Regions from separate parts of the Mus musculus genome. Here all the other regions are linked to region 1. Evidence: chromatin loops called from intact Hi-C (ENCODE). Cell type or tissue: left cerebral cortex. All regions are shown on one strand. Each heading gives the region's core, and the rest is flanking DNA. Links, peaks and the distances in the headings are about the cores only. Region 1 overlaps Pcdh9 (protocadherin 9). Region 2 has its middle 58 kb from the start of Gm24127. Region 3 overlaps Pcdh9 (protocadherin 9). Region 4 overlaps Pcdh9 (protocadherin 9). Region 5 overlaps Pcdh9 (protocadherin 9). Region 6 has its middle 100 kb from the start of Spertl. Region 7 overlaps Pcdh9 (protocadherin 9).

Region 1 (4,428 bases), core at 314-4,313:
AACCTTTTTCTCAAAGGTCTTGCACTTTTCCACCCTTCAACTAGTAGCATGAAATCAAAAGAAGTCCTGTTAAAGACAGGGCTTACAAAGTAGTGGTATTTAAATTTGGTAACCTTTTATTCAAGATTCTTCCACTTTACACACCTCAACAAACACCACAACTGCTAAAGGAGTCCATTTAAGGCAGTCATGCCCACTTTACTAAAAAAAAAAAATCTTCACATATCATGTATTAGATAGTACATCTGTGTGATTAAAATTTGTAATAAAATTTACATTTTCAGTGTTGTAAACTACAGGAGTTGAATCTCCTGTAATAAAAATAGGGTTACTATTGAAACTGAGGAGTTAAACAAGAAAAAAAACAATCCACCTATTTGTTCTTGTTTAACAGAAACGTCTTCCAGAGTTATCATAGAGTTCAGTGAATACAATTTTAGGAAGCTATTTATAATTTGTCTTTCATTTTTAGAAAACGCCGTGTCACCCCAACAGTGTGTCTATGCGTCTGTCCACTGCCATCACCTCTCTGATGGTTTCCAAGATTTATTTCCTCCAAAGTGACTACTATATTTTTAGGGTTTTTTTTTTGTTATGAAAGTCTCTGAAAGACATAAAGATTACCTTTTCAATAGCTATTTTCCATGGGAGTTAGTTACAGGTACCTTTCAACCTTAGAATGTGTACAAGAAAGCTACAAAATGCTTCATGATCAAAAGGTGTGTCTGAAACATACAATAGTTTCAGTTTGTGAGTTACTCAGCATACTGACAGCAAGACTATGTCATATATAAACAAATGTCTTTATGATAAACCAAGCTTCGTCAGAAGATGCTTTCAAAAACTCTGCTGAAACACATCTGACTAGCATTTGTGTCCTTGTGCCATATTTAAGTTCAATAACTATGGAAAAAAAATTAAAAGATTTTGGCTTAGACCTTGCTGGCAATTCCCATACACTGAGGTGAAAGGGTTGATCATATGGGAAGGTAGACAAGTAACTCTCCTTGGGAAACCGATTTTATATCTCACAGAAAGCACTTCCATTTATACTAGTTCTTTTCAAGGAATGATATAAAACCACACCACATCATTCTTCATTGATACAGAAACTTCCTCACTAAGTCCACTTAGTTTTATCGGTTATTTTTCTTGCCATAATAAACTATTAAACAACTTTTAAAAAAAATCTTGTTTATGCTTGGACAATTTCCAAGTCTTAAAACCACTCTCTTCTCAAATGATGATAAGATTAGCCTGAAACTGAGCTGTCCTTCTGACTTCCACTTCCAAATGAAAGATTTCTCTAGGACTTCAAAACTGTTAGGTTCTTTCAGGTTGTGTATCTCAGGTTTACTCAGATGTTCTGCAACAGTGCTCTGTGTACTTAATTGCTCTGTGTACAAATGGTGATCTTACATTCATAATAATAAAAATTATACTTAATATTCTTAGCGTACCTGTGTGATTGACTGATAAAAATCATTTTTACACCTTATAGTCATGAAGCCTCAAAGTCATTACAGAGCAGCTACAGGATTTACAAGGGGAAACAGTTTCCGTAAGATGCACTACTCTATCACAAGTTCACAAAACAAAACAAAACAACAACAAAAAACCTTTTTGATTTCCCAGAGACTCACCAAGACAATTGTGTTAATTTTGCTTTACTTGTTTGTTTTTTGTTTTTGTTTTTTTATATTCATGTTTTTAATTGGTTAGCAAGGTGGTGTATGGGCCACCAACAGAGATGGACTCCTAATAACAGAGAGTGGCTTCCAAAATCCTAGAAACTTGATGTGCTGAGAGCAACTCACTAAAGAGCAAACAAATGAACTTAAATGCTAGTGGCTCCAGAGGAACTATCATTAAATAAAAGGTATCTTTGGCTGTACTACCAGCTTGATCCTTCCCTCCCCCATCCTCCTCGCTACTGCAGGATTGGCACCTGGCCAGCACAGGGGACATGATACCCTAGTGCCATCTACAGGCTATTATCGACATTCAAATTTTGTGGCAACAGACAAGCACCAAAGAAATAAATTAGACAGGACTGCATTTAAATCTTTATTAACATGGAATTATTAGACCTAAGAAAAACTAATTCTGGATTTGGTTGAAATATGAGTTTCTCAGCCTCTTAATCCCTCTTCATATGGCATCTTTCACAGTTTAAAATGAGTTATGACAGACCACTTATGCATTACTAAGATGAGAAAGTATTTACAATGGAATCCTTCTTTTCTGAATAAATTAGTAATATTAGAGAGAAAGCATTCCCTTTTTATTTTTCTTCTTTTCTTTTCATATATGACCATTATGGACACTGAAAATCGTTCTAAGAAAGATCCAGCATACTATATTACAATAAAATAACTTGAAATCAAGGAGTAGACTTTCTATATGGCTTAGATGCAATCAATCAATAATCATGTGCTTCACAGCTGATGTACACTTAAGAGCCTACTCTCTCTTTTTTTACCGTGTTAAAAAAATAATAATAAAAAAACCTTAACCCCTTTAGTGACCACAGCTCCAGCATAAGAGGTGTCAGACCTTCAAATGTCATTTAAACTTGATACTTGAAGGTGACTTTTTAGATCAAAAGGTAATGTGAAAATCTTGGAAGTCGGTAATTTGGAAGCCCCAGGAGCAGAATTGGGCAAATCAGGATGGGTTTTCTTCTTGAGCAAACATGATCTCGGGACATTTTGGAATAATTTCCTCTTTTCATCTTTTGCCACTTGAAGGAAACTGGGAGGTTAAATAATTCTCAGAACTCAGAAATTTCAAAGCTGTTCTAAAAATTCTTGACTGAGCCCCAGAGGAATTTTAAAAAGGGGTCAAGTTTTTTTTTTTTCCCTCTTCATAACTAAGCTAAAGTTAGACCAAAACAATACACACACTGGCACGTTAATACTGGTTGACTGGGCACTTGTAGGCAGTACTTATAGACCAGTAAAAGTGCTCGTTTACCTGTCTGGTGTGTAAGGGGCCCTTTGTCTTGAAGCCTCCTTGGGAGCTGCACTCTGAGGCACTGAAGTGATCTGAACTAGTGGAGGAGCGTTTGGAAAGGGTGTCGCAGCCCCCAACAAAGGTGTTGTCCAACGGGAGCTCTTGAATGACGTGGTGCTTTTTCACAGAAACTGGAGTGTCAGGTTTGAGATGAAAAGCGGGCTGAGGAGAGGCCGACTTGTAGTGCTTGGCCAGGTCAGGGCTGTTAGGCTTGAAGGTGGTTGGAGGGGCTGGGCCCCAGTCAAATCTTCCTATACCCTGTTCCTCCAGCTCGGCAGGCAGGCTTATGGTCCCATTGATGGGTTCATGAACGGCATCATCGGGTTTGGACTCTTCAATAGTAACAAAGTTCAAAAGAGAACTCTTGGGCGACTTTCTTTTCTTCCGTTTCTTTTTCTTATTTTGTTTATTCTCCTGGTTTGGGGACATCCATTCAGCCCCTTGTTTGCTCCTCTGAGCGGCCTTGAACCTGGACGCATGGCGACAGCGCACCAGCACCGTGACAAAGATCACAACAATGACCACCATGGCCCCAGCAACGATGGCAATCATGATGGTGAGATAGTCCTCGTTCTGATAAGGTTGACCACTATCTCCTATGTTCCGGTCCAGTGGGGTCTCCATAGTCCTACGGATCAAGTCATATATATATGAGGTGTTTCCAGCAGTGTCGTTCACATAAAGAAATACCAGCACGAGAGTGTGCAAAGCCTTAGGGTACCCCAGGTCACTTATGTTGACCACAAGACGGTGCAGGCCCACATCAGTAGGTGCTGGCTTCTCTTCTAAGGTGATATTGCCTGTTACTGGATCAATCCGAAATAATCCCTTGTTGTTCCCGCTCACTATGGTATACTTGAGTTCTGCATTCATTCCGGTGTCAATATCCACCGCAAACACTTCAGCAACCACAGAACCAGGAATGGCTGAGAGGGGCACCAACTTAAAGGAGGTGTTGGATGGTGGAGAAATGACAACTGGACTATTGTCATTGACATCCATGACATTGATAGTTACTTTTGCAGTAGAGGACCGTGGTGGCTGTCCCCCGTCGGTGGCTTTGACGTCAAACGTGTAGGAACTCTGCTGCTCTCTATCAAAGGAGACATTGGACTTTATGACTCCTGAATAGGGATCCAACACAAAATTTTCATTGTCATTTAGAATGGAAAGAGTCACAGCTTTATTCTCTCCAGCGTCTTCGTCTGTCACTGTGATTACCCCCACAGTACTATACTTTGGCAGATTCTCAGACACAAAAAACTGAAAGTGATTATGAGTAAACTTGGGGCTATTGTCATTCTCATCCAGAACAGTAACTATCACTGCTGCTTGGCTCTGGAGGGGAGGGGTCCCATTGTCCCTGGCAGTTACTGTAAAAATGAACCGCTCTTGTTCCTCCCTGTTAAAGAC
Region 2 (4,428 bases), core at 200-4,199, 1.6 Mb before region 1:
CAATATGAACAAACAATTTTTAAATAAACAAAAACTTATTAAGCATAATCTTTGCAAACATTGTCCTTAAGATCTTTGAGTATTTGATTATCTAAGAAAGATTAGATGAAGAAGCAGGCTGGCATATGCCTCTAATACAAACTCTAGGAGGCAACTCTTTGAGTTTGAGTTTGAGGCCAGTTTTGCCTAAAGAGCAAATTACATTACAAGCAAGGCTACACAGAAAAACTCTGTCCCAGAATAAACAAAACAAAAAACAAAAAACAAAAAGAAAAAGAAAAGAAAAGAAAAAGAGAAAGAGAAAAGAAGAAAGAAAAAAGAAAAAAAAGAGGAAAAAAGAAAAAAGAAAAAAATCAAATCAAAACTCAAAACCAAAAATAAGATTATATGATTGCTTAATAAAGAAAAATTGAAGGTATACCTCAAAAGTGTTTCTGAGGAAGCATATCTATAGCGCTGAGTTACTTTTAATTAAATGCACTTTCAGACATCCTCATTTTCTATCCAGCATACATACATGCAATATACGACATGGTAGTCTTTTATAATAACTCAAAAATTATCTTATGAACATACATATTTGTAAATTTGCTGTACATCCAAATCGAAACGTTACATTTCTAAACTAATCTAACAGACTATTTCCCCTTGCCTCAAAATTCGAATCTGCCTATTATTAATAAATTTGGAGATTTTTTGCATTAATTTTTGTATAAAACATTTGTGTATTGGCTGTCATTTTGTGTTTTGTGTTTGTTGTGTAAAAATGTAAACTTCTTTCCTCACATAAATCCTCTCCAATTTGGTTGCTGGTAATCTTCTTAGGCTATACACTGGGTTAAACTTTTTCATAAATTTATGTATGATATCCTGCAAATTGCAATTTGTAAATATTATATGATTCCAAAGGGCAACATTCTGAAAAATTATGAAATTTTTATTATAGTTACTTATAAATTATTTAATGAACAGTTTTGAATAAAGCAAGAATTTTTATAATTATGATTTTCTTATCATTGATTGTCTTAGTAATCAAGGTATTAGATCATAGAAATATCCTTTTCCCAAACAAATACAATTTCTTTCATAATTCCTGCATATTTCTTGCATTTAGTTTATTTTGACAGCCAGCTAAAGACAGTCTTAGGATGCTGCTTACTATAACATGTCACAGAATTAATTACCAGAAATAGAGACTCTGCATTTGACCAATGGAGTCTTAATACATGTGATTCAGAGGAGACATGATATTAACATATTAGAAGTATTAAAATAATAATGCCATACAAATATCAAACAAAATATGATTTGAAAAAATAAACTATATGCACTTGATAGTGTTTTAAAATGATAAAAATCAAGTATCCATTAACAGCATATATCTCTGCGTATAAAACAAAGATATGCTAACATTTGTAGTTTCAAATAAAAGTATTGGACCATTCAACAATAAACATCAGCATAATTACCAACATTCCATTAATTGAAAATAAAGTCATCAGAAAATCAACAAAAAAGATATACAACTAAATACTTGTTATTATCAGAGTTACAAAACATCCATACAGCCATAGAAAATGCACATTTTTCTCACATGCACATGATATAGGTCATTTTTGATATTGTGTCAATTCTGTTCTCACCTATTCTGTGACTCCCAGCAGTGCCTGGCTGTCCAAAAGTCTGAGAACCGCATGGCATCGTGGAATAGGCTCAGTCAAGCTCCCCACTTTCTACGTCTTCAAGAGGCCATGCCCAGCAGCAGAGCAGTCACAGACCTATACCTAGAGATATGGCTCAGTGTTAGAGCTTTTTACTTGCATGCACACATCTGTAGATTTGATCTCCATCATTGCAAGAGAAAGAAGAAAACATTAATTCAGGAAAATACATGTAATTATGGAGAATCATAGATAATAATCAGAGGTAACATGATTCACAATTTGGGGCTGAATGTGGGTAAAAGACAAAAGATATGAAGATAGTTCGTGGTGAATTATGGGAGTAAAATAAAGAATATCACAATAGCCAGAGGATAATGAAATTTATTCACCAGAAATTAATAACACCATTAAGAAGTTAGGTGACCATCACATCTCAAATTAGGAAAAAAATTCTTCATGGTGTAATAGTCACTTATTTCCAGATATGGTAATAATAAGAGAAGACAGACTTAACATCTTCTTTTTTTTCATTTCAAATTTTAACTCTAATGGGAAGAACTCGTGTATTCATAGCCTCCCTTGCTATATTGCAAGAGTGTAGAGCTAACTAAGCTTAAATAATTCCCAAGGTGCCATCAAGGTCAAACAAAACTTAAAGCCTACTGACCTCATTGCTGGGATAGAGGTCCAGAATAGTAGCAAAGTTCACTTTCTTCGCTATTTTTGGGTATTTCCAGTAGCACTTTTTTCTTGAAATATTATGCCTGTCTATTCAGAGAAAATTATGAAAAAAAAAGGAAAACAGCAAAAGAGTCATTGAATATCCAGTAACCATAGCTGAGCAGTCCTGTTGCCCTGAAATAATCTTTCTAATTCCTTTTTTAAATCTCCTCAACAGATGTCACCACAGAAATCTGACCCATCCCAAGGGAAAGATTGACATTTTCATCCAACCTCTTCCATTACATATTTTCTTCAGTAATAGTTCAGCATAAAAAAAAATCTGCCACTTTTCTCTCAGCATAAGTAGCCAACTTGAAATCTGCCTCTGGTCACAATTGTAGTATTTTAAAATATTTTCATGTAAAATTCATGATTTTATATAACAAAGTCCTGTCGTTTTCTTTAAAAGAAACTTCTGAAAATAGTTTTAATCTATTTAAACTTACTGACAGTGTCTCTTTATCCCACAGTGGTAGGTGAGCATGTATTTCATCCTGATTTTTAATGCTTTAAAAGTACACTGTTGTTTGAGGATTAGTGTTTAGGCTTTGCCTGCACACTGTAAGTCAGAGTAAACAAATTAATAGATACAGAAAAATTTTAAAAAAAGCAAAGCCAACAACAACCCGAGCATTCTTCTGAAACCTGGTAGGATGTATGGTCTTTATTACTGCTTTGAAAGTGAGTAATCTTGGAAGGTTTTGAAGTAGGATGGTAACAAATGTTCTGAGGGTTTGATTATATTGTAAATCATCCAAAGATCATTTTATTCTTCAAGTGTTCAGTTGCTTAAGAAATGGGAAAAGGACATGAAGATGGTGAAATGCCTGAGGAGAGGGCCATCTTTACAGCTCTTGTATTTTCAATGGGACTCTATGATCAGAAGTAGCTTTATACAAAATACTACTGCTGTTAAAAAAAAAAAAGTATTCACTAAGCCCATGACTGATAGTTTAATAAGATTCATTCCATGTAGAGGAAACTTTTGCATCCAGAGAAAATACTTATTCTAGTGAGATAAAAATATCACTTCTTCCATACAGATTTTTTAAGTGCACTGCTGTCATAAAGTACATCACACCTAGCCACCATAGATACTTATGTCATAATGGATTTCAATGTTGGTCTCCCCACAACTAAATCAATAGTGGAGAAAGCCTACTTTGCTAAGCCTATGAATGACCACCATCCTTGATAACACAGCTCCTTTGTTCATGAGCCATTGTGAAACCCTTTTCATATTCTAGAATAATGGTCTATATATGTACTTAACTGTTAGCATCTTTTGTTCATAAGATAATCACATGGGCACAGACAAATGGTCTTCACCAACTTTCTCACAGAGTAGGCTCCATTAAGAAACTTCACCCACAAGTTTGTTTGTCATTCAGTTTGCACTTGCATTCTTTCCAAGTTCTTGACTACCCACATATAATTATGAAATCCCATATTCAGAAATTGTTTTCTAGTAAAGTAAGTTGATTTTCTAGGAAAAAAAAAGTAGTGTATTGACTGAATGTATTTTGGGGGGGTGAATTGACATGTACCACTATTATTAAAGGATGTTCTATAGTAACATTCCAGGATATTTTAAAAAACAACTGAAGTCTGTGTCTTTATATTCTGTATCTCTCAAATAATTACAGAAAACTTGCTTTGGGGGTATAAGGGCATGGAAATGAAGCATGCTGTACAGTAAAAAAAATGTATTGGTCTATCATATAACTTATTTGTAGCTGTAGGCCCAATATGTAGTTAATATTTTCCCATTTGTCATTCCCCACTGGTTCATGTACACTCATCTTTTGAAGTCTACCAATAGAAGAAATACATTGTTTTGAAATTCTAGTGTCCTGATAAGCAATTTATCTACCAGATACTGGCAAGGGCCCTGCATCACCAATATCTGTCACTACCACTTCAAGAACCTTTGAATATTATGGATGCACAAGGTCCATTATTGCTCATTCACTTCTATAGTATTCTGACCATAAATTAGAATTTCTTTATTTCTGTGTCCCTGTGTAATAGTTAATTTTGT
Region 3 (4,428 bases), core at 139-4,138, 180 kb before region 1:
AATTATACAAGGGTCTATATATTCACATCTGACTTATATAATGCTTACAGACAACGGAGTGGAGGTGTAATTAATTACAAATAAGTATTTGTTTCTAGACGGTACTTATTAAATTCTAGGTTGAAAGAACTGTTCACTTGGATTATAAAAAAATTGTTTGATCAGGCGTATTGTAAAACACATACTGTAAAGCAAATAAATATTTTCCTAAATTTTTAGGCAAGTCAAGTAGGGTGTGTATTACCTTATTTTATATAGAAATTTTATTTTAAAAATCTATATTATAAATATGTAACTTATAAATTACTGATCATCCCATCTGACTATTGAATATCATGAATATTGCTGCCATATATCTATAGAATAATATTATAAAAGTAGCATTCAGTGTTCAATTTCTACATTGAACACTTTCAGAGATTCTTCACCACCTAATGGATCTCTTAGCTTGTGAAACTTTTAAAATTAAACAGAAACTGGACTTGGCTTAAAGCAACCTTCATAAAGAAACACATAGATAATAAGAGGTATAATAGTATTCAATATATACCTAGTATCAATTCTATATTATTAAAATATATGGTATATCTGGCTACTCATCAGAGAGAGAAACATACTGGTTTTTAAGAATAATGCTCTTCAGGTAAACTTGAACATAGATTTATATGTTTTCATAAACACAGAAAGTTCCCTATCCATTCCCACCACAATCCAAAAGGCAGTAGAAGGACGGACAAATCAGAGCAAACACTTCATGACATCTAGAATCATAAACAGAACTACCTCAAAGAAAATAAGAAACATCTATTTGAAGAACAATAGTAATATTTAAAACTTAACATTTCAGTTGTCCGTTATCTTAGGTTGATTTTAAAATCCCTGCCAAAGTGATCTGACCATACTCTGATTATAGCCTTGAAATTATTGAAACTCTTTCAAGCAACAACTATTAAAAAAGACAAACTCCACTCTTACTTTTTCTTTTTTTTAATTTTATTTTATTAGATATTTTCTTTATTTACATTTCAAATGCTATCCTGAATGTTCCCTATACCTCCTCCCCCCACACCCCAGGCCTGCTCCCCTACCCACCCACTCCCACTTCTTGGCCCTGGCATTTCCCTATACGGGGGCATATGAAGTTTGCAAGAACTAGGGGCCTCTCTTCTCAAAGCTTACATTTTTATTTTTTCAAAAATGATTACTCGTGCCATTGCCAAAAGTTGGACCAGCATAGGAGCATTTGAGTAGAACCAGAACTGTCACTAATTCAAAAGGGAAACGTAATGCTCACAATAGAATGTAGTACTTTGGCTGCTAGCTTGGTGTCTTTTTTGGGACTCCTAACATCAGAGATGTGGCTGTGACCCTTTTGCCTGCTCTTAAGACTCTTTTTGGGTTTCCTTATTGTATCTTGTTTTGTTGAGTTTGGTTGTTGTCTCTTGGAAGCCTGCTCTTTTCTGAAGGGAAATTGGGGAGGGGGGTATCTGAACAAGAAGGGGAAGTGAAGCTGAGCTGAAAGGAGTGGAGGGAAAGAAGTCATTGGTCAAGATGTACTGTATGAGAGAAGAACTTATTTTTAATCATTGAAATAAAGGACAGAGAGAGGGGGAGAGGGAGAGGGAGGGAAGAAGGAGAGGGACAGGGAGAGAGAAGAAGGGAGAGTGGGTGGAAAAGAGATTGAGAGAGAGAGAAAGAAAGAGAAAGAGAGGTATTGAGCCACAACTGCAGGGCATTATGTTTTGTTTATGTTGTGGGGAGCACATTGATATTTGAAGACAATATTAGATATTGGGAGTTCTTTTCCCCCACTGTTTTATATTTTATCTGCTTTTATAAGGTAGAGTGTACTTGCCAAATCAGGTTCCAGTCATTCAAATCTTTATTCCTTCCCACATAAAGCTCTGAGGCACTCTAATCTCTCTGGTCTTTGATAAGTCAACACTGCAATCAATAGCCTGCTGCCTTTACCTTCAGGTCTCACTGGCTTCTGTTGATTAATATCAGCTTGCCAGGAGAAACAAGAAAATCAGATCATGTGCAACTGTATCAAGCTGCCATATGACTTTGGGAAACTGAGACATTCAAGGGAACTAGGAGAGTGAACTGCAGTAGATAAATGTCAATTTCAGGGTTTTTTGACATTTTGTAATATTTAAATTACAGGCAATGTTATTTCGGTTGCTTCCTGCTCTAAACATGTTGGTTTTCGCTTTCAGGAGATTCTGATAAAATGTGTGATTATCCCTTGCCAACATTTTCAATTCCTCTTCTATGCAGACAGCAGGGTTTATATGATAAAATTTTAATGACCATGGACCTGCATAACAATGCGAGGCACCAGAACATTTTCAATAAGCCCGTGCATTTGTTAAGACTGGCATGAGTGTTATTCTCTAAGCGGAAGGCTTCCTGGTTTGAGATGCAGGCTTAGCAGGGATAGAAGCCGCTCCCATGAAAGCACCATTATCATGCAGCCGTCGTCCAGATGAAATGGAGATTTATGAATCACTGCCAAAGAAGCTCTATTACTGGCTGTAAATTAAAACGAGGGGTTAACATATACCCAACATGAGACTAGAGAATCTAGTTTCCAAATTACCCCACAGACTTACTTGAAAGCAGCTTTCAAGTGCCCTTCCTTTGCTGACTGCATCGCTTCCACTTCCCACAAAACCCTACAGAATTTTCCTGTTTCAGTTTCACAGGTCCTGGGAGGATCCAAATCTATTCAGGAGCGACTTTTGTTTAACTCCTTTTCAATTCTGGGTTAAGTCGATGTTGGAGCTGAACTCTGTCAATGTTAAATCAGGCAGTGATGTTGTCTGCTCAGAGAGCTCTTTCTGCAAGTCTATGTGGAACTGGCCTCATGTCTTACATATGCATGTGCAGTTTGGAGCCCGGGAAGTTTTACAAATATTACAAACTGACATAAAATTTCCAGGAAAAACCCGTAAAAGTTTTGTTTGATTTGTTTCTTTATTCATGGTTGTGGCTACTTTGTAAATTAATTGAGGCAAGTGGCAAAGTGCGAATTAAAGATTTTGAAGAATTGCTTCTTGGTTACTGTCTTACAGAAACATCCTGATGTGTTGACCATCCTTTCCTCTCCTGGATATGTTATTTTAAATTGACTGCTACTTGGAGAGTTTTCTTGCAGGAGCTATTCTGTGACTACCACAAGGGAGAACTGTTTTGAAAGTTTTCTTCTGGCACCAAGAGTCCTGCCTGGAGAATAAGAACTCAAGGAGGAGACACTGATGGATCTTGGTCCAGGACTTCCAATTTCATAAATAAACATCTATTGTACAGCAGCATCTCACATGATACTGACTGGACCCTCTGGTTACGAAGCACAATGGAGGATAGGAGGAAGCAGAATGTTCACCCCACAGGAATCTGGATTAATGAGAGAAATGCCTTCCCGGGCAATTAGAGCACCAGGATTCTGTTCTATAAAACAAAGTTTAGTGGTAAAAGTAGGGGAAAGATAATAGAAATGGAAAGATGATGCACACATGCTGGGAGAAGCATTACAAATGTTAAGATAAGGGGAACATAATCCACTGAAGAAAATAATTCCCAGAAGTTTAACATTAAGCTATAAATAATGATTTATATCTAAGGAACAAAATGTCTGGTAGCCATAATCAGAAATGCACATTCGTTAAAACATAAACATTTTGTGTCCAGATTTTACATAAAATGCAAGAAACTATCTTTTGATGTTGGAAGCTACTGATACTTTGCATTATAAAATGAATTAAATTTAATATAAATATTTTAGAAGTAAAAATACTGTGGTTGATAAAACAAAAAGTCAATAGTGTCAAATTTTAACTTTAAAATAAAACTTCAAAACTGGGCGTGGTGGTGCACGCCTTTAATCCCAGCACTTGGGAGGCAGAGGCAGGTGGATTTCTGAGTTCGAGGCCAGCCTGGTCTACAAAGTGAGTTTCAGGATGGCCAGGGCTACACAGAGAAACCCTGTCTCGAAAAACAAACAAACAAACAAACAAACAAATAAAACTTCAAAATCAAACTGGATAGGTTAAAATTTATAAATATAATTTCTGCAAATAGGCATTTCAGATCAAATATCGATATAGTAATAATTCTTGCTGTTGTGTGTGTGCTTACTGATCTAGAAAAATGCATTCTGGAAAAGTATTTAAATATCAACTGTTTAATTGATTTTTCATAGTGTAATAGCACATCAGGTTGCCAGAAAAAGATCTAGCTATCCCAATTTGACTTATATTTAAACTAAAGATACATTATAAAGAATGTAAAGATATATTTTTAGAAAAAAAATACATAAAACTTAATAGCTAACCAGGTAATCCATTTTGTTATGTTATTTGAGATTTTGCATTGTAAAAAGATAGCTATTGGTCTCTCCAAGTTGAAAGCCTTGGTATATTTCCA
Region 4 (4,428 bases), core at 135-4,134, 340 kb before region 1:
ATCAGGGTAGACTCTGTAGATTTCTTTTCTTTTTTTGGTTATTTTTGTTTGTTTGGATTGTTATTTATTTATTTATTTACTTACTTACTTACTTACTTTGTGAGCAGAATCTCTTCCATGGAGAAGAAGATCATTATTTATTTGGTTTTTTTTTCCCCAATATCTATAACCAGGTTTCTATACAAGGTATGAGAAAAATCACTGTGTTCTGGGAACTAAGTTTTTAAATCTCAGAATTATTTTGGAATGTGTTCTGCAATGATTTCAATATACCTTTGATTCAAAAACAGATATGAAGGAAAGGAGAAAATACCTTCCCTTGGAAAAAAATTGAGAGGAAAATAGCTTTCAATATAGGTGAAAAGCAAGGTGATTGTAGGACATCCTAAGACAGCTGCATGCCATGCTTTAAAAACGTGTGTCCTACATGCTCCACTATGTTCATAGCAGCCTTATTTATAATAGCCAGATGCTGGAAAGAACCCAGATGCCCCTCAACAGAGGAATGGATACAGAAAATGTGGTATATTTACACAATGGAATACTACTCAGCTATTAAAAAAATGAACTTATGAAATTCCTAGGCAAATGGATGGACCTGGAGGGCATCATCCTGAGTGAGGTAACCCAAACACAAAGGAACTCGCACAATATGTACTCACTGATAAGTGGATATTAGCCCAGAAACTTAGGATACCCAAGATATAAGATACAATTTGCTAAACACATGAAATTCAAGAAGAATGAAGACCAAAGTGTGGACACTTTGCCCCTTCTTAGAAATGGGAACTAAACACCCATTGAAGGAGTTACAGAGACAAAATTTGGAGCTGTGACGAAAGGATGGACCATCTAGAGATTGCCATATGCAGGGATCCATCCCATAATCAGCTCCCAAATGCTGACACCATTGCATACACTAGCAAGAATTTGCTGAAAGGACCCAGATATAGCTGTCTCTTGTGAGACTATGCAGGGGCCTAGCAAACACAGAAGTGGATGATCACAGTCAGCTATTGGATGGGTCACATGGCCCCCAATGGAGGAGCTAGAGAAATTACCCAAGGAGCTAAAGGGAACTGCAACCCTATAGTTGGAACAACATTATGAACTAACCAATACCCCGGAGCTCTTGACTCTAGCTGCATATGTATCAAAAGATGGCCTAGTCGGCCATCACTGCAAAGAGAGGCCCATTGGACTTGCAAACTGTATATGCCCCAGTACAGGGGAACCCCAGGGCCAAAACGTGGGAGTAGGTGGGTAGTGGATTGGGGGGGTGGGTATGGCGGACTTTTGGGATAGCATTGAAAATTAAACGAGGAAAATACCTAATAAAAATAAAATAAAATTAAAAAAAAAGAATTAGATAAATACAGTATTCATACACACACACACACACACACGCAAAAAACTTGTGCCCTGTTCATAAGTTAGTGTTTAATTTATAAAATATTAAGTCAGTGCCTGATGTAATACACTCTTAATGGAAAATTTATAAATGTCTAAAATATGACTAATTTTTCATCACCTATTTGTGAACAAATGCCAAGACACTAAAATGAAACCAAAAAATAAATAAATAAGTGGCTTTGTGTGTGCATGAAACATCGATTTCCCAGAAATTCTCTTGGTGGCAATAGAATCATTTCTGAAACTAGCATTTACCTCATGTTACGCTGAGAAACTCTGGTTAACATTTTCACAAATCTAAAAATATTTTACTCTTTTCTAAATTGAAACTGCTGGTTGTCATATTGTGCCTTGTATTTCCTTAATATGCTTCTCTTCCAAAAATGGTAATTGAGACTCCTTCCCTTTCCTCTCAAATGCCAAACAAATAAGGCACTAACCCTGATGCCAGCCTCCAAGTGTCCCTCCCAAATTTTCCCATTCATCAAGATCTGGCTCTGATTCCATTCCATTTTTAAACATGAGCAAGTTACATTTTTCTGCCTATATTGTAAATGAGTGCATTTATCCTTTAATTGCACATTAACAGCACACATAATTGCCCTCCAAATGTCATGTCTGCATGCATGACCTCCCCCCAATAAGACTAATGTTTAATAAATATCTGCTTAATTTTGCATGTCATCAAAGTATCTTCAAAAGTACATACTTATAGGTGATTTACTCATTCATTTAATTGCAAAATGTTGGCAGCTAGTGTTTGATCATAACAAAAACTAATGAGAAATAAGTCCTTTTAAAGCACAATATTATACACACATATATGTACATATATAAATAGATCATAAAAGTGTCACTAAAAAAGGACCTCAGTACAATCTACTTTAAGTGATGATAAATAATGTAGACCTCCTGAAGGCTTCCAAGTTTCTTCTTTCGTATGATGATTCACAGTCCACAAACTTAACAACTTCACACTATCTAGAGAATGACTTTCAAATGTCTTATCATGACATTCAGTGTCCTTCAGTGTCTAGATAAGATTAAACTTTTTCTCATATTTTTTTCATCTTTAATCTTACTTGCATACTACATACATTCAGTGAGACAGATCTTGCTATTTCCTGAAGCTCTTGACAGATTTTGATTCAGTATGCTCTCCCTTCCTGAAAAGTACTTTATATACATCTTTGTCCCCTCTTATGTTCTTATCAAATACCACCTGTTCCAGTAGTTGCAATCACTCCCTAACACCGTTGTAAAACTTGAGCACAACAGTAGTTGCTATAAGTTAAACTGTGTTCCTTTCTCTATCTTTTTCTTATGGGTATGATATTGTGGAGTACAGCCTGATATAGAATTGGTGTGTGTGTGTGTGTGTGAGAGAGAGAGAGAGAGAGAGAGAGAGAGAGACAGAGAGACAGAGAGACAGAGAGACAGAGAGAGACAGAGAGACAGAGAGAGACAGAGACAGAGAGAGAGAGAGAGACAGAGACAGAGACAGAGACAGACAGAGACAGAGACAGAGAGAGAAGAGAGAGAAGAAAGAGAGAGAAGAAAGAGAGAGAAGAAAGAGAGAGAAGAAAGAGAGAGATCAAGATCTATTTGATTTGTTTACTTGAAAGACTGTGTCCCAGTTTCAGGTTTCCATAGAATTTTGAATACCTATATCTTCCTTTCTCTAACAAAAGATAGTATTATATTATATTTGTAGCCTGAAGATAATCGCACTCAGCAATTCTCAAGCTGAATATATGCAACGGTAGTTACATCAGTTGTTGCTTACAATAGTGGTCCTATGTGCAGTTGGTATTTTTCTAATGATTCACTATCTGTGAGAGCAAGGAAAGACATTAGCTTGTAAAAAGAAGAAAGCAGCCATCCTGGAAAGGAATCTGGAAGCTGAGCTATTTGACTTTGTTTTGCTGGAGCTTTGCTTGCTTGTATGCCTGCTGCTGCTGCTTTCTTCAGAACAAACCCCGGTATGCATTGTTCAAAAGACCTTGTTCCACCCAAATCCTGCAAGCTGCCCAGCACCTCCACTCCACAACTACATGCTTACAACTTAACTCTTTCCCTTCCCACCCCATCATCTCCCTTGCTAGAGGTTTTATGCTTCCATTGGCACACATACTAAATTCCTAGGCATCACTCAACAAGGCTAAATGTTATGTATTCTGAGTTCTCTGACTTCTCACCATGCAGAAACTCATCTCCTTTCTTTAAGTCTTGCAAGGTTATTTATAAACGAGTCATCCCATCATTGTCCTTTGTTACACTATGTTCATGATTCTCTAGGTGCTTGCTAGTAACATCTTGCATTCATGAAGAAACATGAAGTGCTTAAAATATTGAAAAAAATCCTGTGACTCCTGTGGATCTGAGCACAGGCAGTTGGTTATTAGTAACTATGTTAATTTGTGAGGGTAAGGAAGTCAAAGGAAGAGAGCCTAAGCAAGGGACTTTTAAAATTAAAAGAGCATAGCTTTTAAAAGTAGATATATTGTATTAGCAGTGAAACCAGACAACCTTTAAAAAATGCTTTGGTATACTGATCAAATTTTAATGTCTTTAAATTTTCAAATTGAAAGGCACCTTTAGTCAAAGAGTATGGACTTAACATATAAACAAGAAAACTGCACATGTAGTCTTGTGCCGCTATGGAAAAGAGGTAGAACATAGTCAAATTAAATCATTATCAGTTCTGATATGTATAGATCTGTGAAGCTATTTAGACATAAGATACAGTAAAACTCTGTCTTACAGAGAAACACTTCACAATAATGTGAGATACCTCCTTAAATAAACTAAACTTATACAGAAGTACAAGTTTTGCATGATTGTTCTCATAGCAAGACATTAATAAATGGATAGTAGAGAAGCACAGAAGGAATAATGAATAGAGATTGGATTAAATATATGTATTGAGATATCATACCTAAACTCATCAAAATGTATAGATATTACACATTAATAGAAACATGTTGGGAAAATGGAAAACAGAACAGAAACCTT
Region 5 (4,428 bases), core at 285-4,284, 280 kb before region 1:
AGAGTTTGCTTTTCTCTGTTCATATGAAAACACAAGAAGATTATATTTGTCTGCAACTACAAAGAAAGCTATAAGCGGAACATGTGGTGCTGATGGCTTGATCTTATAAAACTAGGTTCCCAAGATTTGACAAAAGAAATGAGTTTATTTAAGTAATTTAAATTGTCATTGGCATAACATCTGTGATGGTGTGAAATAGCCACATCCACCTCAAAAAAGCCCATGAATTTGATGTAGAGGAACTTTAATCCAGTAATATGACTGGTCTGCCAAATGATCACATCTAAAGATATGACCCTGCCAGAATGTGGGGACACCCAGAATTACTGTATGGCCTAGGCGAGATACAGACACACATTTAATATACACACCTTTAATACCTAACAATGATGGTAAAGTTAGTTTGTTGAAGGAAGCAGCCATATTTGAAAGTGACTTCTAGTTGAGTGTCAGGCAAAGTGATGAGACAGAGAAAGATTCGGCAGCATGAATCTGATATAGGATATGCCCAACTCCCAGGAGAACAGCTCAGAAAAAGGAAAAAAGTAGAGAGACTACTTAAAATAGGAGAGAGAGAGAGAGAGAGAGAGAGAGAGAGAGAGAGAGAGAGAGAGAGAGAGAGAGAGAGTTAGTTCAGTGGATGCAGTAGGGGTTGAAGTCAAGTTCAGTTGAATTCAGGCAATGGATAGAATTCAGTTGAGTTCAATTCACAGCAGTAAGGTTTGAGCAGAGCAGTTAAGTCAGAAGCCAAGAGGAGCCAGTTTGAACCATTCAAGAGAAGGAGAAGGTTTTTGAGCCAGAACAGATAAATTGAATCAGCCAGCCAGAGTTCAGAAAGAACTAGAACAGGTGAGATTATTCAGTATTCTGCCTACAACAATTACATCTGGCAAGTGCAAGACCCTTTTACAATTTGATCATTTGTTCCCAGTTGCTAGAGCTGCTTGGAAGGTTATGGAATACTTGGCAGTTAGAGCTTTCTTGTAGGTTGTAGGACACTGGGCATGGGCTTTGGGTATTTATAGAGTTCTTTAACTCTTCTTTCTTTCTGTACTTCCTGTGTGAGGCAAACGGTGATTTCTCTCCTTTCTACTCTTACTGTTATGTTATAACATGCCTTCCCAGCCATTCTAGCTGTAGCCTTTGGAAATGAACACTAAAGTAAACCCTTTCTTCCATATGGCTCTTTCATTCTGACACAGTAAAAAAAAAAAAGTATCCAACATACCATTTCTCTCTAATAATAAGAAGGAAATTCAAGGTCACTTGTTGGCTAACATAAAATGTATCAATAAGCTTTTAGTGATGAATTAAGACAATATTTGTAATTTAGAGGAAATTTACAATAGAGTACTCCCGATCCTCAGAAAATTATATTGAATATTTAACACTTTATCATTCTGTTTGGAAAGTCATCAGCCAATTTTATTCTCTCTCTCTCTTTCAAAAGTCCACAGCCACATTAAAGTAAAAATCAAAACAAACAAACAAAAGGGCAAAAATCCCAAAACAAAACAATACAATAAGTTCCTCCAATTACATGGAGTCAGTTTTGGGTTGACCAGCCAGTCCTGGGCATGGGATCTTCTCAGGAGTATAGTTAATATACCCAGTGACAGTCCATTAGAGAAAACTTATTTTCCCTAGGAAAAAGTGTAACAGTACAATCAGTCAAGTCATCATTAAAAACAGAAATTATAATATTTCCTTGCCTTTCTTTGGTGCCCAAAATCTTATGAGCATTTCGTTCCAGATGGGTTCTACTTTATAACCAAGAAGAGTAATAATTTTAGTTGAAGGTTGAGGAGGTATCTAAACACACATTTCTGAGTGCCCTCTCTAGTCTAAAGTCATACAAATTATGTCCATTTACATTCTGTATGGATGTCCTGTCTTATTTCAGTTAAGCACAAACGAAGTTTCTTACATATCTTTGAACTTTCCACCTGAAGACTTTCAAATTGCATAAAACCATATTTAATAATTTGTTGTGGTTTTTTACTTTCTACTTCTGCTTTTGCAGTGCTTATGAATGTAGGAGAGGTAGTAACATTATCTATCCATCTTTATTGGTAAAAGAAATGAAAACTAATGATAAAGCAAATATTCCAGAGACTGTTGAATTCAATGGTTTAGAAATGTAGAATTACAAAGCAGCTAGGATACAAAATAGCAGTCCATGACTAATTTCAAAATAGTAAGATTTGTGGAAGAATTGCTCCAAATGACAAAATACAGTCAGGAGCATTGTTGCAGAATTAACTGTTCACTTTTCATGATGTTTTAAAATATTTGAAGCGCGAGACAAACTATAAAAATACATGAAGAGCCAGTAAATTGATTTTGATGGCTTTCAGTTTTAGAAACAAATTTTGTGCAGTGAGTTGTCAATATTTAAGGACTCATTTGTACTCTCACAACATCACTACAAACATAAATCTCATTCATTTTCCCCCTTACAAGTACAACCAGGACAGACCATTCATTGATGTAATATTTTTTTTTTTTTTTAGATTTTGTTCCTTTATTTTTTCCATAAAATGTTCCAGATCTTCTGAGAGAATTTCTATATTAGGCACACAGCTTTACTGCTGTTTTTAACTAAAGTTAAACACAAATAGGATCTCTCCCTTTTTCCATTGAAGTGTCATTCAGCAACATACCCACGCTCGCGAGTAGGTGGCTCTCTCTGCAAAGACTCATCATGTGGTGTTTTATACCTAGTGTTTTTTTTTTTTTCTGGAATGAACCTATTCAATTTCTCATCTTATTTATCTGACTGTAGTTTTCTTTGAAAATTAGCCTCCAGATTCACATATATGCCCATGCAAAGACATTTATACAACTGTGGGAAGGTCCTTACAATTTCACGCTTGCTATATAATGTATCAACACACAATACTATACACACAAAATGTATCCAGGTTAATATACCTTTAAGTGAAATATGTACAATCTAAAATGTCCAGAAAAGTGATGTTATCCACAAGTTTTGCTTTTATAAAAATCTTGATTAAAACACCTAATTAAATATAGAATATGGTACAAAAAATAAGAAAGTCAAGTAGAAATTTCAGAATTTTTGAAGAATACTCAAAGATATGGCATAAGAGAGATGCTACATAGAAGTTAAGATAAAAACAAGAGTTCAGTATTAGAACTCTCTATAAGTATTGCTGATTACAAATGACTAATATTGAAGACACATGACTCATCACAAACTACCCATAATAAAAATATCAGTTAATTCAGAAAAGATATACTTTTGACCTAGTAAATTGAAATAACAAGAGGGTCCTCTGCCCCTCTTAAATCTGTGACCTGCGATCGATCAAATACAAATCAATACTATTCTGACCTGGATCTCTGTGTCCAATGTTTTCAGTGGTTTTGAATTAACATAACTCATTACAATTTGTATCTTCTCCTTCATCACTCAATTCTCTGACCTAGTTTGTGTCTGAAAATGAAACATATAAGTATATAGTGCCTCAAAATACAGAATAACTCAGAAGATCTTGATTTAAGATCTTATAAAGACTTACAGTTTGCTGACTGAAGAAAATGAGTTTACAAAGTTTTAAAAGTAAACCTAAGAAGTTTCAATTTGAACAAATATGAAACAGCTTAAAAGACTTTAATGTATAATGGGGAAATAGTGTTTTGTCAATAATAGGGTTGTGTCTAAAAAAAAGGATCATCTTAAAGTGAAAACAAAAAGAAAATAAAATCAAGACACATAGTTCCAATTAGTCATTGGTTAAAATATTAGACATGAGTCCCTATTCTGCTGTTTTGATCAATGATCATAAGATGGCAGAGATGGCCAGCAGATATTGTTATGCTAAACCTTAAAAATAAATATGACGCTCCATATTCAGGTGGATATCTCTGGCAGAAGACTCCTGCTTTATCAGATTCCAAGTCACTTCTAGGAAGACCAGTAAGACACTACCTCTGCCCATTAACACTACTTAATTCATTCCAGCTATCCCCAATAACATCCCTTCCTCATGGTTACATACCTTGGCCTACAACTCCAGCAGAAGACAACTGTTCTGAAATAGGTCAAGCCAGTTCTAGGAACCTAAGATACTATGCTGGTACCTAGAGCCTAGAGGTTACACCAGTATACAGAACCTCAGACATCATACTAATTCTCAGAATCACAGAACCCCAGAAGTACCACAGGCACCCCATATACCAGAGGTCAAACAGACCTCCAAAACCGCAATGAAGATACTCTACTGGTTACCAGACTCTTTGGTTACCAGAACCAGAGTCTACACAGGCCTAAGAACATGACAGGAGACAGAAATCAAGAGGGGAAAACATCCAAAGAATATCCATCAAGCAAACTAACTCAGAAATCAGCACTTAAACTTATAATCATAAACCCAGATGAGTACAGACCAGCATAAGAACACA
Region 6 (4,428 bases), core at 100-4,099, 1.9 Mb after region 1:
ACAATGAAGCTGCAACTGTAGAGTCTACATGGGTCTGTGCTAGGCTGTCTGCATACATGCTTTAGCTTTGTCGGTTTGATTAACTCCTAACAGTGAGAACGTGGGTCTCTGTGACTCTTTTTCCTGATTCTGGGACCTTTTCCCTCTAACTGGGGTGTTTTATCAAGCCTTTATAGGATGGTTTGTGCCAACTCTTAGTGCATTTTTTATACCAAGTTTGTTTGATACCACTGGGGGGCCCTGCTATTTTCTTAAGAGAAACAGAAGAGCAGTGAATCTGGGAGAGAGGGAAGGTGGATCCAGGCTGGGAAGAGGAGAGGGGGAGCTGTGGATGAGATGCATTGTAGGAGAGAAGAATGAATTAAAAAATGGAAGAAAACATGAGACATTTAGAAAAATAATTTTTTTGTAACCAGAATTACAAAGGCATTATGAAAGCAAGAACAGAAAATGATTTAAAGTTCCCTTCTTAGCGTTATAAACCTGCCTTGAACACAAAACTTGAAGAAAGACAACAACTGTCACAAGGACTGTAATCCAAGTGGCAGTGCCCTCATTGCCTCAGGAGCCTGCCAGTTTCTAGACAGGTTAAGCAACTGACTCAAGGTCACCTCCCTAGTATGGTGCAGGCAAGAGCAGACTTTAGACTTGTTTTTACATTAAAGCTTGGTGTTTCACAGTTAGCGTCCTGTTACCTCATGCACCTAAAGAGAAAACGATACAGAAATTACTTTGAAATGAGTGAAATATGTAGTGTAATGAGGAGAAATTAGATTTTGTTTTGTTAAAGTGCTTTTCCACATCTGCAGGATAGCTACTCAAATTGCATTTATATTTTTAAACTATGTGAAATCCTATTGCTGTTTATTTCTAAAATCCTCCCTTTTCAGATGATTTACTTTTCTGCTCTATTTTCTGTTTGGATTCTTTGCCAGTCCTGTGGGTTTGTAATGCAGGAATACCATTTCTTAACTCTACTTCGTTAACTAAGATTCAATTATCTGGATATTAATGCCATAATTAAAGAGCATAATCCTTTTGCTTTATTCTGATATAAAACTGTACTGTATTGCATGTGTTGTTGCACATTTGAATAAACAGTGAATTTGAACATTATAATGCCCTTTCTATATTCTTAGATTCTATGCTGGGATTTTCAATCTCTATCACCAAGATAATCAAAGCCATCGAGTGACAGGTGCAAAGGAATGACATTTTCTTTCTATTTGAATGTGAATTCACTGTAAGAAAATTATTTTTCTTTAAATGTGTATTGAGTCATCGGTGAAACATGATTTTTTTTATGCACTAATTTCTCAAGGAATCCACCATGTGTTTTCTGATGAAAATGTTTCAAATAATACTGAATGAAATAATTCCATATTCTCCCAAGATATTAAGTTAGTGAGTTATTTTGGAGGATATAATGTTGCTATGTGTATGGCACACTTAATTATATGTGCTCATGTACATACATCAAACAACATTTTTGTGTGTTTTTCTGAGTGTGCATGTGTGTATTTGTGTGTGTGTGTGTGTGTGTGTGTGTGTGTGTGTGTGTGTGTGTGTGTGTGTGTGTGTATGTAGAGAAAAGGAGGGTAAAATCTAATATCAGAAATGCTAAGTTTTCATAACAGAAGGATAGTACAAGAGTGCCACCTCCTGGATCTTCTACACTAAACAATTTTTTTTTCATAATGTCCTTGACTTTCAAATGAATTTAGATTAGGGATGTTTCTTGATAGTCTTTCATCCCAGTATTTTCCTATTCATAATCATATAGTGTTCTAAATCTTACTATAAAGTTGCTTAGAATCCAATGGCTGTATGTGGAGATATTCTGGATAATATAGGCTTCAATCTTTTTTTTTTTTTGAGTTAGCAGCTTTTTTTGTCCATGATAAACAAAACAAAGTCCCAAATTCAAAGCACGATGAATCTCATGTTGAGTAGGGTTTAATTCTACTTAAAGTGACTGATAAATCAGAGACTCAAATGAGTTTCCATCATCTTGTCCAAAATATTAATGTCAGGCTTATTTCTTGGTGTGAGGTATCACAATCTGGACTCATGTATGTATAGCTTTGCTATCATATGTGAAAAATAAAACCTCATTTTAAAAAAGTGTCACAATACTGGTTGAATTAGGAAAAGGCTGGATGAAGTTGAGGAGGAGGGCGACCCAATTTTCATCAGACCAGAAGTCTAAACTAACCTGGACCCCTGAGATATCTCAGATAGTGAGCCACCAACCAGGTAGCATCCAAAAACTGTTTCAAGGCCCCCTGACACATGTAAAGCAGAGGACTGGTCTGGGCTTAGTGGGAGAAGATGTGCCTAATCCTTGAAAAAGACTTGAGGCCTCAGGTACTGGGAGGTCTGACAGAGTCTTGGAGGGGTGGTGACATCCTCTTGGAGATAGGGGGGAGGAGGAATGGGATGAGGTACTGTGGGAGGGCAGAGCAGGTAGGATAACTACTGGATTTAAAACAAAACAAAACAAAACAAAACAAAACAAAACAAAACACCAAAAAAAAAAGGTAATAAAAAAAGATAAAAGAAAACTGGCAATGCAAAAGGATACTATTAATAGCCAAAAGAAAAAAAAAAAAAGAAAAAGAAAAAAAGTTACAGTACAGATTTATATCGCTACTAGAATTCTTGTTCAGTTTGGAGGACGTTGATATCAGATCCTTCATCAGGAGGCAGAACTATAGTTTCCTTTCTTACACAGGAATTCGCACATCACAAATAGAATCGTCTCTGAATCTGAAACCTTACCAAATATTTTCAAACCTGTTTTAACTGAGAAAGAATATTTGTAAGATAGTTTTTAATTCTGTGGTATATATAGCGATTGCGTACCTGCTTTCAGTTACAAATTATTAAGGTCCTGGGAATTGATGAATAACATTAACAATGAAGACAATCTCTATGTTTCTCAGCGTCCCTCTCTTTCTCTCTTGCCTCATCTCCCCATCTCTGTCTGCCTCTCTTTCTCCTTTGACCTCTCTTCTTCCTCCTCATTTTCTCTTTTTGGACATTGTTTCCCTTTCCTTGTGTCCTTGTGATTATTTATATATATAATCACATATATAATTTATATATATATATATTATTTATATAGCATAATAATTTCCTAACATTACAGAGATTACTTATTTTTAATATTTCTATACCCATATGGGTAAGATAAAATGCATATAAATACATTAAGTATGCATTAGAACCTTCAATATTTCCAGAGAAATATACTTTGCACAGTGGGTAATATTTTATATCATAATGTGAGTGCTCCCAGTCACTCTCACATTAATAGAAATTTAATATGGCCTATTTTAAAGTCTTTTAAGGAACTTCTAATTTACTCCTCTTTTGAGGAGGATTGAGAGTCTGTGAATCATAATACCTCCCCATTATCTTTGCAAAGTGTGATAAGACATTATTTTAAACATGGAATAATATCCTTGTCCAGATATTTGCCCTTCAAACACTATCCACTCTTAAATCCCCTAAAGATAAATTCTTAAGAATATCGACCTGATAGAAATTTGGAGCACAAGGAACCACAATGAAAATGTGAAGAATGACACGATTCATTTTAAGAGAAAAGAATTTTAAATGCTTATGACATGCTGATCTTTATGCAACTCAAATAATCAGAGTCTCGAAGAAGTGAACATTCCTATCTTAAGAATAAAGCAACAGGGACATATTTGAGACTTTTGCATTAGATTCTTCTATTAGCTCCGATGATGCCAGCTATGTACCACATGTAAAACGAGGGCAGTTAGTGCATCAGGGATTTGCACCTTGTGAAGCTTTGTGATTTGCTTTCTATATATAAGAGCTTAAAAATTGTTGAGCCTAATAACAAACAACTTCGGAACTGTGTGTTAAGCTCTCTTTAGATGCACACATAACAACCATGAAAGTCACAGACAGGTAAACATGCTATTCAAAGGATAACAAATTTTTCCAAATCTCTTTCTAGGTTATGTACTGAGAGTGTCAGTTAAATTAATGTCAGTACAAATTTCTCTGATAACTCTAACATTCTGAAGAAAAATATGTATCTCCTAAGTAATTTACTAAATAAAATCTTGTACTTTGAAGCAAAATAATATAAAGGGAACTTTTTAAAAAACATACTGTCCATTCAGTGGTTCTAAGAGATAATCAGGAGCCTTTTGATAAAAGGGTTTTATTATACACAAATATAAATATAATTAAATTCATACACAAGTTTTTGAATATGTTATGGAATATATATATAAGTATGTATTTTAAGAGGTCTCATAAAATAATCTTGTAACTATGAAAGAATATATGGTTCATATAAATCTACTTCAAGAATCAAAATTTAAGCCCAACAAAATTTGTAATTGTAGCCCAACAAAGTCCAATCATTAAGATATTTGACCTTCC
Region 7 (4,428 bases), core at 274-4,273, 170 kb before region 1:
TCTTTCTTTCTTTCTTTCTTTCTTTCTTTCTTTCTTTCTTTCTTTCTTTCTTTCTTTCTTTCTTTCTTTCTTTCTTTTTCTCTCTCTCTTTCCTTCCTTCCTTCCTTCCTTCCTTCCTTCTCTCTCTCTCTCTCTCTCTCTCTCTCTCTCTCTCTCTCTCTCTCTCTCTCTCTCTCTCTCTCTCAGTAATTGTTTCCCCCAAGAAGAGGAGGTTTGGGGTGTTTTGATAGAAACCCTGCCAAGCAACCTCTGTCACTGCGTGCATGCTTTATACCAAGGTCTTAACCTCAAAACTGCGGCTTAGGATGCATGAGAAATGAAAGTGAATGATCTTTAAGAGAGATCTCCATAACTCATTCATTTCAAAGAGATTCAGACATTTGTTCATCTGGTGGAGTCTAACAGCAGAGCTCCTCGTTCCAAACCTAGCAACAGAGTGTGGCGTGCAAACAGGGGCTTCGTGGCAGGCCTGGCTGTACATTTCTCCATCCGTAAATCCATCGATTTCTCGTGTGGTTAACAAACGCTGCATTTTGCAAGAAGGTACAGTAAATTTCAGATATAGGCCATAAGTGGCTGTGCAGAAAGCCCTTGCCCATATGCTCAGAGCCTGAAGTGACACTGTCAGGAAGGCAGGGGAGCAAGGCAGTGCTGCTGAGACGGATTAGCAGGCAGCCTGGCCCTTCTGTTTGTTTTTCGTGGAGTTGTGCAGTGAATCAGGGCATCAACTCCCACACAGATGTATATTCTCAGCCTTGGAGGAAAGAGGCCAAGAACAAAAATCAGACTGCACGGGAAAACAAAAATAACCATGGATGGGATAGAAGGATGGCTTGAGCATTTGTGAGCTGAATGGAGCTATGCTGGATGCAAGGCTTGCCACTCCAAAGCTATTTGGCTTGCACAGGAAGATCACGAAAGCCTACCTTTTCTCCATAGGTTTGTGTGAACCTTAGGAGTAGGACCTGCGCTTATTTATAGAGATTCCCCACTCAGTGACTCCCATAGTTTCTGCACACTGAAGTTATTCATATTCCCTTCTCTAGAGCTGAATTTTTCTGTAGGATCAGTTCTGTTATACTGACAGGCAAACAGAGGGACCCCTCATGGTTAGAGTTGTAAATAAAACTGCTGGAAGACTTTGCCATTTGGAAACACTTCAATATTTATTGTGCTGCCTTGTTCTTTGAGCCCTAGGAGGTCAAACTTGTAACCACCAGGGAATATTAAATTACTTGTTAAATGTATGTATTTTTGTAACCAGATATATCTGATAGTTTGAAATTAAAAATTGTCTATACTGAACTTCAACATTACTTAATCAGTATTTGTTTAAGGAAAGTTGTGTTCTAAAATATACTGCTCTTTGTGCTTAAGACATGAGAATGAATATTAAAAAATAATCTTAGTACAGATACCAGCACATTGTTATGGACAGAATATTATACCTGACATTAATACAATTGCAGACAATGTTTTATGGGTATAGATTGATAAACAAAGTGACTAAAAAGAGTAATGTTTAAATGAGAGAAAATGAAGAGACCAGCTTCTAAAATGTCTTTTTTTGCTTTCCATTGCTTTGCCAAACTACAGTGACCAAAAACAAATTGTGGAAACGGGATTTATTTTATCTCATAGTGTAATAGTTCATTACTGAGAAAAGACATGCTAGGGACTAGAGTATTCAAATGAAGTAAGGCCACTTAGGAACATGGGTTACTGGAAAGCTCCCAACGGCTTGCAGAGTAACACTGCCCACACTAGATTGGACACACTCACAGACAACAATAGCCAATAAATCAATCAAAACAAAATAAATGTCCCAAAGACATGCCTATAGGCCAATCTGATAGGGACATTCTTTCATGTGAGGTTCCAAGGTTCCCACTTCCCAGATATCCCTAGCTTTCATGAAATTAAAACAAAAACAAACAAAGAAAGAAACAAACAAAAAGAAAAACCCCCAAACCTACCACCAACAAAAAATTCTAAACAACACATGCATTATACCTCATATGGGAAAGCATTCTGGTTCCCCTGTTTAGAAAACAATAGAGCTATCTCAAGAAGCAAAATTAGTTGTCTCTTCACTTGTATAAGAGAAGGCCATGAGCTCAGGCGTCCCTTTTTCAATGATACCTTTATTTTAGGAATCATTGCCTGAGGTCATTATGAAAACTAGGCAGGAGCTAGGGCATCCACCTGCAATGCTGGTACTTAAGAGGCAGAGGCAGCATATTTCTTAGTCTATGTTACAAATTCCAAACCAACCAGGGCTACATAGTGAAATCCTTTTTCAGACATCAAGCAAACAACCACAAAAACATGCTTTTTTTAAAAAAAAAAAAAGGAGCCTAGTGTTCCCTGGTAGCTTATGGGATGCACTCGTCTATTCTTCAGGGTTAATTTTTCAAACAAAAATATTCACTGTCCCAGTCTAAGGAAAAACTTCCAATTTGAGAAATTCTAGTACAGTGGCAATTTAAGAAATTTAAATCTGAGCCTGTACAGAAATATATGTTCAGGAAAGAGAATACATAAACATAAATATATTCCCTACTATCTTCAGAAGAACAGCATGCAGCTAAAAATTCCACAGATAGACAGGACAAGCTCTCCGACAGTTAGTGTTTGTTCATCTTCTTGTCTTCAGAGAACAATGGCTTCAGAATGAACAATAGTGAATTCAGCGGGAGTCACAGAGAAGGAAAATGTTATCTAGTTGACCTTAAATGTTTGTCACAAGCTTTCCTGCATTTTCTCCTGAATCCCTGGCTGAAACGATGTGTAGTGCACAATACACTGTAAAATAATGAAAATCCTTGCAGGTAAAAAAGAAAACATTATTTTCTTCACTAGAGAATTGCTCTTTGTAGATGGATTTCACATCCTAATTTTTGTTTCAAGAGGTACCCCATGATCTGACAGTGTTTATCCTACAGTAATCCTTATATGAATCTAAGCAATTTGTTCTTCTTTCTGTTTAATCTCCCACAGTCTTTAGCAGTGGGGAGAGAAAAACAAAACAACAAAACAAAGCAAAAAAAAAAAAAAGAAAAAGAAAAAAGAAAAAAGAAAAAAAGACAGAAAGAAAGAAAAGAAAAGAAAGAAAAGAAAAACAATTTTACAAGAATCAAAGTTAATGACCCTATCCATACAATCCCCATCATGTTGGTACTTCAGACATTGGTATTGCTAAGAGTTAATCCCTTTCAGGTTGTTCTCTACTGTGTGTCTATACAACCCCCTGAAGATAATGCTACTGACAAGCTAATGGAAATTAAAAGAAACAAAGGCAGAGTGAAAAGAGATCAGTTTATAGTAAAGTTATCACAAGTTTACTCATCTATAAGCAGCAGGAAGTTACACACTGGAATTGCACAAAGTCGTTCTAAAATATGCTGTCGTTTGGCTCAAACTTAACGGAAGCTTAGGATGGTGTTTTAATGATCTGAACAGCGACTCTGTCTAGCATCAGATACAAACTAATGAAACTGGCAAGTTGTCTACTTTAAGCCAGCAAATTCTCTGCTCTAAAAATCATGTCTGTCTGACAAGCAGGAGGCTATGTCTCACAGCAGAGCCAGGGGCATTTACATACCTCAGATTTCCATATTTCATATTGTTTTTCTCCCCCAGATACAAAACAACAAGTATTGATTCAATATCACCCTGCTGACTCTTTTAATTGAAATCTTCAGCATATACAAACATGTCAAGAGTTAGTAATAAAAAGTACAACTAACAGCTCACAAGCCATAGCTATTGATCACTGGGGGATTAGAAAACCTATTCTTTTGCTTTGAGGTTTGAATTGTATTAATGACTATAAATGAAGATGCAGTATCAGAAGCAATCAGGCTGTGCCAACAAAATGTTGAGAGATTCCTTAAATATAATCTTACACCTCCTGCCCCATAATAAATTCAGCATGAGAACACCTAACATTGCAGAATTTGGGCTAATGTATTTATCAGAATATGTCAAAGAAAGACCTGGAAAGGGAATGTGTGTGTGGTTTAAGAGGTTTTGTCTCTTTAATTGTCATGTGTAGGAAATTTGGGTTCCACTTTGACAATGTGAGTAGAGGTGACTCAGCCAGTTGAAACTTCTGAGAAAGTCAGCACACTTTTGGCAATGCTTGGTTTGGAAGAGAATGGTGTGTAAGACTGCCACACCCGTGCTTCTTGGCTTCCTGTCTCCCTGTGGTCATGTTTGCCAGCCATCTGAAGCCATGGTGTAGAACAGCCACACCCCCACCATCTACAAAGTCAGCCATTCTTCCTTGAAAACACTGAACTCTACATGTTTTTTTTTATTGCTCATTATTGTTGATTTTTTTAAAGAAATGAATAATGAGATAAGAGAATGCCATTAGGATAATTTCTATAGCTACATCAATAAATATAGAAGTGTCAGAAATAA

Evidence for each region. Peaks named below come from ENCODE experiments on the same cell type or tissue, not always from the same donor. Only the 100,000 strongest peaks of a DNase experiment are listed, where the experiment ranks them.
Region 2: a loop joins it to region 1, with 3 times the contacts of the local background. A loop is called at or near these places in 2 of 42 quality-filtered maps.
Region 3: a loop joins it to region 1, with 2.5 times the contacts of the local background. A loop is called at or near these places in 5 of 42 quality-filtered maps.
Region 4: it touches region 1 in a loop (4-fold over the local background); 5 of 42 quality-filtered maps call a loop at or near these places.
Region 5: a loop joins it to region 1, with 4 times the contacts of the local background. A loop is called at or near these places in 3 of 42 quality-filtered maps.
Region 6: a loop joins it to region 1, with 4 times the contacts of the local background. A loop is called at or near these places in 6 of 42 quality-filtered maps.
Region 7: it touches region 1 in a loop (3-fold over the local background); 5 of 42 quality-filtered maps call a loop at or near these places.

What each region holds. Positions count from the first base shown.
Region 1 is chr14:93,882,721-93,887,148 of GRCm38, forward strand. It overlaps Pcdh9 (protocadherin 9), which reads right to left. Exons shown (of 5, transcript NM_001081377.3): 2 at 2,977-4,428. Among named protein-coding and RNA genes, the nearest start is that of Pcdh9, 5.7 kb to the right of the region's middle. In left cerebral cortex, for the core only: a CTCF peak has its summit at 1,994 (motif pointing left); DNase peaks (open chromatin) are centred at 1,952, 3,195 and 3,502; H3K4me3 peaks cover 4,000 bases; H3K27ac peaks cover 1,776 bases.
Region 2 is chr14:92,308,799-92,313,226 of GRCm38, forward strand. No RefSeq gene overlaps it. Among named protein-coding and RNA genes, the nearest start is that of Gm24127, 58 kb to the right of the region's middle. In left cerebral cortex, for the core only: no CTCF peak of the experiment used is centred there; DNase peaks (open chromatin) are centred at 2,667, 2,993 and 3,689; H3K27ac peaks cover 908 bases.
Region 3 is chr14:93,699,107-93,703,534 of GRCm38, forward strand. All of the region lies in intron 2 of Pcdh9 (protocadherin 9), which reads right to left. Among named protein-coding and RNA genes, the nearest start is that of Pcdh9, 190 kb to the right of the region's middle. In left cerebral cortex, for the core only: no CTCF peak of the experiment used is centred there; DNase peaks (open chromatin) are centred at 2,461 and 2,660; H3K4me3 peaks cover 913 bases; H3K27ac peaks cover 1,887 bases.
Region 4 is chr14:93,537,956-93,542,383 of GRCm38, forward strand. All of the region lies in intron 3 of Pcdh9 (protocadherin 9), which reads right to left. Among named protein-coding and RNA genes, the nearest start is that of Pcdh9, 350 kb to the right of the region's middle. In left cerebral cortex, for the core only: no CTCF peak of the experiment used is centred there; DNase peaks (open chromatin) are centred at 1,814 and 3,383; H3K27ac peaks cover 1,607 bases.
Region 5 is chr14:93,605,096-93,609,523 of GRCm38, forward strand. All of the region lies in intron 2 of Pcdh9 (protocadherin 9), which reads right to left. Among named protein-coding and RNA genes, the nearest start is that of Pcdh9, 280 kb to the right of the region's middle. In left cerebral cortex, for the core only: no CTCF peak of the experiment used is centred there; a DNase peak (open chromatin) is centred at 2,666; H3K27ac peaks cover 992 bases.
Region 6 is chr14:95,775,983-95,780,410 of GRCm38, forward strand. No RefSeq gene overlaps it. Among named protein-coding and RNA genes, the nearest start is that of Spertl, 100 kb to the right of the region's middle. In left cerebral cortex, for the core only: a CTCF peak has its summit at 1,689 (motif pointing left); a DNase peak (open chromatin) is centred at 1,652.
Region 7 is chr14:93,713,062-93,717,489 of GRCm38, forward strand. The region is part of intron 2 of Pcdh9 (protocadherin 9); the gene reads right to left. Among named protein-coding and RNA genes, the nearest start is that of Pcdh9, 180 kb to the right of the region's middle. In left cerebral cortex, for the core only: CTCF peaks have their summits at 600 and 2,739; DNase peaks (open chromatin) are centred at 735, 2,698 and 4,102; H3K4me3 peaks cover 198 bases; H3K27ac peaks cover 3,845 bases.